Linked DNA regions of Homo sapiens: region 1 is linked to region 2. A link is a loop called in an ENCODE intact Hi-C map of the cell type or tissue named here. Cell type or tissue: heart left ventricle. All regions are shown on one strand. Links, peaks and the distances in the headings refer to the core of each region. The heading gives the core; the rest is flanking DNA. Region 1 overlaps AATF (apoptosis antagonizing transcription factor). Region 2 has its middle 34 kb from the start of MIR2909.

Region 1 (2,915 bases), core at 278-2,777, 63 kb before region 2:
AACTTTTTTTTTTTTTTTTTTTTTTTTTGAGACAGGGTCTCATGTCACCAGGGCTGGAGTGCAGTGGGGCTCACTGAAACTTCTGCCTCCCAGGCTCAAGTGATCCTCCCACCTCAGCCTCCCAAGTAGCTGGAACTAAAGGCGTGCACCACCACACCCGGCTGGTTTTTGTATTTTTAGTAGAGATGGGGTTTTGCCGTGTTGCCCAGGCTGGTCTCACACTCCTGATCTCAAGTGATCTGACTGCCTCAGCCTCCCAAAGTGCTGGGATTACAGGTGCGAGCCACCATGTCTGACCAACAAGAACTCTTTTAGTAGAGTGGTGGAGGGGGTTCAAGAGAGAATGGGAGGAGGCCGGGCATGGTGGCTCACACCTGTAATCCCAGTGCTCTGGGAGGCCAAGTTGGGCAGTTCACTGGAGATCAGGAGCTTGAGAACAGCCTTGGGCAACATGGCAAAACCCCATCTCTACTAAAAATACAAAAAATTAGCAGGGCATGGTGGCATGTGCCTCTACTCCCAGCTGCTCAGGAGGTCGAGGCAGGAGAATCGCTTGAACCCAGGAGGTAGAGGTTGCAGACTTTTTTTTGGTGGCTCCCGCCTGTAATCCTAGCACTTTGGGAGGCCGAGGCAGGTGGATCACTTGAGGTCAGGAGTTCAAGACCAGCCTGGCCAACATGGTGAAACCCCATCTCTACTAAAAATACAAAAAATTAGCCAGGCGTGGTGGCGGACGCCTGTAATCCCAGCTACTTGGGAGGCCGAGGCAGGAGAATTGCTTGAATTCAGGAGGCGGAGGTTGCAGTGAGCTGAGATCGCACCATTGCACTCCAGCCTAGGCAACAAGAGCTAAACTCTGAAAAAAAAGAGAGAGAGTGAGAGGAAATAAATTGGAGACAGTGAGTATAGACAGCTTTGAGGAGGTTTGCTGTAATGGGAATAGAGAAATGGGACAGCTGCTGGAAGGTTTGAGAGAGAGTTTTAAGATAGGAGATGTATTTTGTATGTTGATGGAAATGATCCCGTAGAGAGGTAAAAATGGATGTTGCAGGAAAAAGGTAGGAATTGCTGGTCAGTACACAAGTAGGGAGGGGTTGGTGTGATGGATAGAGGGAAGGCAGGACTTATGAGTACAGTTGCAGGGAGGTAAGGGGTGAGAGCATGTGCAGAGTCCTCATGTGAGTGCTTCTATGTTATTTTATGGTATTTCTTATGAATGAAGGAGCCGAGAGTGATAAGATGTAGGAGGATATGGAGGTTTGAGAAAAGAGAGGGTAAGAAAAAGTTACCTCAGAGAGTGAATGGACTAGGAAAGCGTAGCTGCACTGTCAGGTAGCCTAAAAGACCCACAGGTTACTGGTAATATGAAAGTGAGGCCAGTTTGCAAGATCTGGTCTTTCTCTCACTACATTCATCCATGTGGATGCAGGTACTGAGATTTAACATGGCTTGGGGTTTTGCCACCGAAGTACAGGGAAATAATCCCTTGCCAACAATTCCGAGATTAAAAATCTGAAAACTCGTAGTTTTGTTTGTTTTGGTAAGTTTGGCAAACTATTGTGGTGGCAGCACCTGATCTGAATGAACATGAAGCTATTTATAGGCTTTATTTATCACATATATGTGGGAATATATATTTTGCTACAGAAATTTTGTGTTTGACTTTGGGGTGCTGCCCCAGACTCCGCTGACACATTTATGACATATGCAGTGTATTACCTTTCTAAAATATGAAACATTCTGAATTCCAAGATACATCTATCCCTAAGGGACTGTGGGTCTGTACGACAAAAGGATAGCTTGCAGGGGAGTTCAGGGTGTATATCAGGGGTGATTATCCTGATGGATTTTGGAATCTCATTCACCTGGGTAAGGAGAGAAGTAAGCACAGGAGGAGAGGAAGAGGGATGCTGAAAAGGTGGCAGGATTGATGGTTTATTGATTCTGGTGGGGCTGAAGAATTATTGGCATCTGAAGGCTAGAGGGAGAATGCTGGAAATATAGGGAGAGATTTATTTCAGCTGGGCTTTTGGTTCTTAAGGGACATAATCACAGAATACAAGTTAGTACTACCCTTTCAGTTTCCTACTTGTGAATCGTTCTCTAGTTCAGAATGACTTCCTTTTTATTCTTTAAACACAAATGACATATAGTAAAAGAAACCCTGCTAAATAATGCTAAAAAATAGTAACTGAGCTGGTATCTGAGAGGATCTAAAACCCTTCTTCCTGCCTTTATTATAAATGGAGGGGGAGGTACACACCAAGACATCCATCTAGTGACCAATGGGCAGAATTTTTGAAGTGGGAACTCTTGGAAAATCTAAACAGCACCTTCTGTACATTGTTACTTTTAGTATGGATTAGAAAGCATGGCTTGCTGGGTACAGTGGCTCACTCCTGCAATCCCAACACTTTGGGAGGTCAAGGTGGGAAGATTGCTTGAACCCAGGAGCTTGAGACTAACCTGGGCAACATAGTGAGACCCTATCTCTATAAAAAATAAACAGTAAAAAAAGTAACCAGGCATGGTGGCTTGCGCCTGTGGTCCCAGCTACTCAGGAGGCTGAGGTAGGAAGATCACTTGAGCGCAGGACCTCAGGGCTGTACAGTGAACTATGATTGTGCCGCTATACTCCAGCCTGAGTGACAGAGCAAGACCCTGTCTCTAAAAAAAGAAAAAAAAGAGGTTTCCTTAAATTTAAAAAAGAAAAAAAGAGGGCCAGGTGCGGTGGCTCTTCCCTGTAATCCCAGCACTTTGGGAGGCCAAAGCGGGTGGATCAGCTGAGGTCAGGAGTTCGAGACCAGCCTGACCAACATGGTGAAACCTCATCTCTACTAAAAACACAAAATTAACTGGGCTTGGTGGTGCATGCCTGTAATCCCAGCTAGTAGGGAGACTGAGGCAGGAGAATC
Region 2 (2,915 bases), core at 127-2,626:
ATTTGCAACTCTGGCTGGTGGGGTGGCCCGAGCCAGGGGGGCCCACGTTCGGCTGCTGACGGCGGTCCACAGGAGGGGAGGGTCTGTTGGGCGGGGGAGCCTCTCTCTGCCTTGCTTCCTTTTAGGGTGAGCCTTTGGTTCTCCTGTCCCAAACCGAGGGGGGCCACGTGGGAGCCGGCAGCACACACTGGCCACCACTGACCGCTCCTGCTGTCCTGGCACTTCCGCCCCCTCCCAAAACGGCAGCCCACAGTGACTGGTCGCAAGTGCCATCAGAAATGTGCGCCGCTTACGAGGCTGTCAACCAGGCTGGTTCTTCCAAAGTCGTCCATTACCAGATAAGTGAAGGTAAAATAGTGATGCTTTATTAATTGCAGGTATGGCACGGGTTTTTATACCTGTTTATATACACTTGCTCCGGAGCGGAAGGACTTTCTCATCTCTCCTTGCCTCTCCCCCACCCCCAGAAGAGAATTTCAACTTTAAGACAAACAACTTCATTTACAAGTGTGTCTCTAATTAGCTGCAGAATTAGGAAAGCTGAGCTTTCCCCCATAGATCCGCTCAACCCTCGAGGGAGACTGGTGGAATAGAGAGAATCGCATTTCCAATTATTTTGTTGAATTGCTAATTTAGTTATTGTGCCTGGTGTAATTGTGATGGGTATTGGGTATGCAATTCAATTTGTTTTAAATATTTGTGGGAAGGCTGATCAGTAATGGAGCTGACCTATTTTGTGGCCCAAATTGAGAAAAAAAAAAAAGACTAAAACACAACAGCCACAAAGATACAGTTTGTTTCCATTTTTATTTTGATCTCTCTCATCCCTCTTAAGATCATTGATGCAACAAAAGGATTAAATTAAAAGATGACAGCACTTTGATCTTCTCCCTTTGAAAGCTTAACTGTCCTTGGTAGTTTAATATGCAGATATTTTAGGGTAGAGTCTAGATGCATTGCTGGAGTTGAGTAGTTTCTGCCTCCTAAAATTGCATTTCTGCATGTGCCTAAAAGTGATTTGGGGTACTCAACTTTCTAATAGTGTGTAAAGTAGTGGAGGTGTATCTGTAACAAATAACGCAAAGCCGTGAGAGCCACAAGTTCGCCACTCCTACTGGGCAGAAGTCCATTCCAGAGTCCCGGAACCTTCCCTCCAGGCAGCACCACGTGCAGAGGTTGGTGGCCAGGAACCCCACCCCGGGTGTTTGCATAAAGCTCACCCATTGGGAGCCCTGCTCCTGGTTGATTTGAGCCTGTGCAGGTGAGAGGAGGGCTAGGTGACAAGTTCCCTCATGGCTGGCGGTGACTCTGTGGAGCTAGCTCCTTGAGGGCCAAGCTCCAATGTCCCTCTTCAGCCAGAGTCTGGACCGGGAGGTATGGGCCAGGGAAAATCTGTGATGTAATCTTGTTTACATGCCTATTGGATGCTGAGTCATAAACACAGTCTGGGCCTGGGCCAGGGCTGTGGCTTGAAATCAGAGCTCTGCTGGGACCTGAGGTCACAGAAATAGATTGCAGGAGTTGAGCCTTGGGCACGTACGACCGAGGTTGCTTACAGGTGACTGGAAGCCCTCACCTTCCACAGCATCCCGCCGGGCCCGCCAGGCGTCCTCAGACACAGGCTAACTAGGGCTTGGTTGGGCAAGATCAGAGGGTGGCGGACCAGAGCAGATTTTGAGAAAAGGTTATAATAAAATGGGTCATAGATGCGGCTGTTGTAATGAATTTGATCCTAAAGGATTCGTTTTGTAACTCGATTAGCTTAGCAAGGTGCCAGGGTCAATTTCCGTGCTTAGCTGCTAAAGAGAAGTTTAAACTTCATTACTCTTACGTGAGAGCTCACCGGGACCAACTGGAGGAACTCAGCCCCAGGTGGATCCCTTTTAACAAGCTGTTCTGGAGGAGCTGGGCGAGGACAGCTGATGGCCGCAGCTGCTGATCCTGAGGAGGGGCTGGGTCCCGTGTGAGGACAGATAGGAGGGTGACCATTGAACCAGCCAGGCTGGAGCTGAAAAGAAACTGGCAAGCAGCTAGAGCAGCTGGGGATGGAAGGAGGAGGAGGCGTTTGTGGAAACAGCTGCAGGGCAGGAGGGCAGGCTGCGGGGTAAGGTCTGTGTAGCCTCTACCCCGTGATGGTGGTGGTTGTTATTATTTGAGACAGTCTCGCTCCGTCACCCAGGCTGGAGTGCAGTGGTATGATTTCTGCTCACTGCAACCTCCACCTCCCTAGTTCAAGCGATTCTCCTGCCTCAACCTCCTGAGAAGCCAGGATTACAGGTGTACGCCACCACGCCCAGCTAATTTTTGTATTTTTAGTAGAGACAGAGTTTTGCCATGTTGCCCAGGCTGGTCTCCAACTCCTGACCTCAGGTGATCCACCCGCTTTGGCCTCCCAAAGTGCTGAGATTATAGGCATGAGCCACCATGCCCAGTCTCCATTTTTTTTCTACAGTGTTGTTATTGAGGTAGAATTTACATACCATAAAACTCACCTGTTGTAAATGTACAATTCCATGGTTTTTGCTACATCTGTGGAGTTGTGCTGCCACTAACACGGCCCATGTTTAGGACATTCTTATCACCCCACAAGTTCCTCTAGCTTTGCCGGAACTCCCTGCTCCCAGCCCCAGGTAATTTGCCTTCTTTTCTGAACATTTCATTTAAAAAGAATCATACAATCTGGAGTGTTTGTGTCTGGCTTCTTTCGCTTGGCATGAGGTGTTTATATCTTTATTGTAGCATATATCAGTACATTCCTTTTGATTGCTGACTAGTCTTCCATTGTGTAGATATACCACATTTTGTTTATCCACGTGCCTATTCATGAACATTTGGATTGTTTCCAGATTTGGGCGATTATATATGAAGCTGATAGGAGCAATCACAAGCCTTTGTGAAAGATGTTTTCATTTCCC

The links. Hi-C counts contacts between places; a loop is a spot of excess contacts. Peaks named below come from ENCODE experiments on the same cell type or tissue, not always from the same donor. Only the 100,000 strongest peaks of a DNase experiment are listed, where the experiment ranks them.
Region 1: it touches region 2 in a loop (4-fold over the local background); 3 of 110 quality-filtered maps call a loop at or near these places.

What each region holds. Positions count from the first base shown.
Region 1 is chr17:37,003,469-37,006,383 of GRCh38, forward strand. The region is part of intron 8 of AATF (apoptosis antagonizing transcription factor); the gene reads left to right. Among named protein-coding and RNA genes, the nearest start is that of MIR2909, 29 kb to the right of the region's middle. In heart left ventricle, for the core only: no CTCF peak of the experiment used is centred there; no DNase peak of the experiment used is centred there.
Region 2 is chr17:37,066,467-37,069,381 of GRCh38, forward strand. No RefSeq gene overlaps it. Among named protein-coding and RNA genes, the nearest start is that of MIR2909, 34 kb to the left of the region's middle. In heart left ventricle, for the core only: no CTCF peak of the experiment used is centred there; DNase peaks (open chromatin) are centred at 192 and 1,465; H3K27me3 peaks cover 2,149 bases.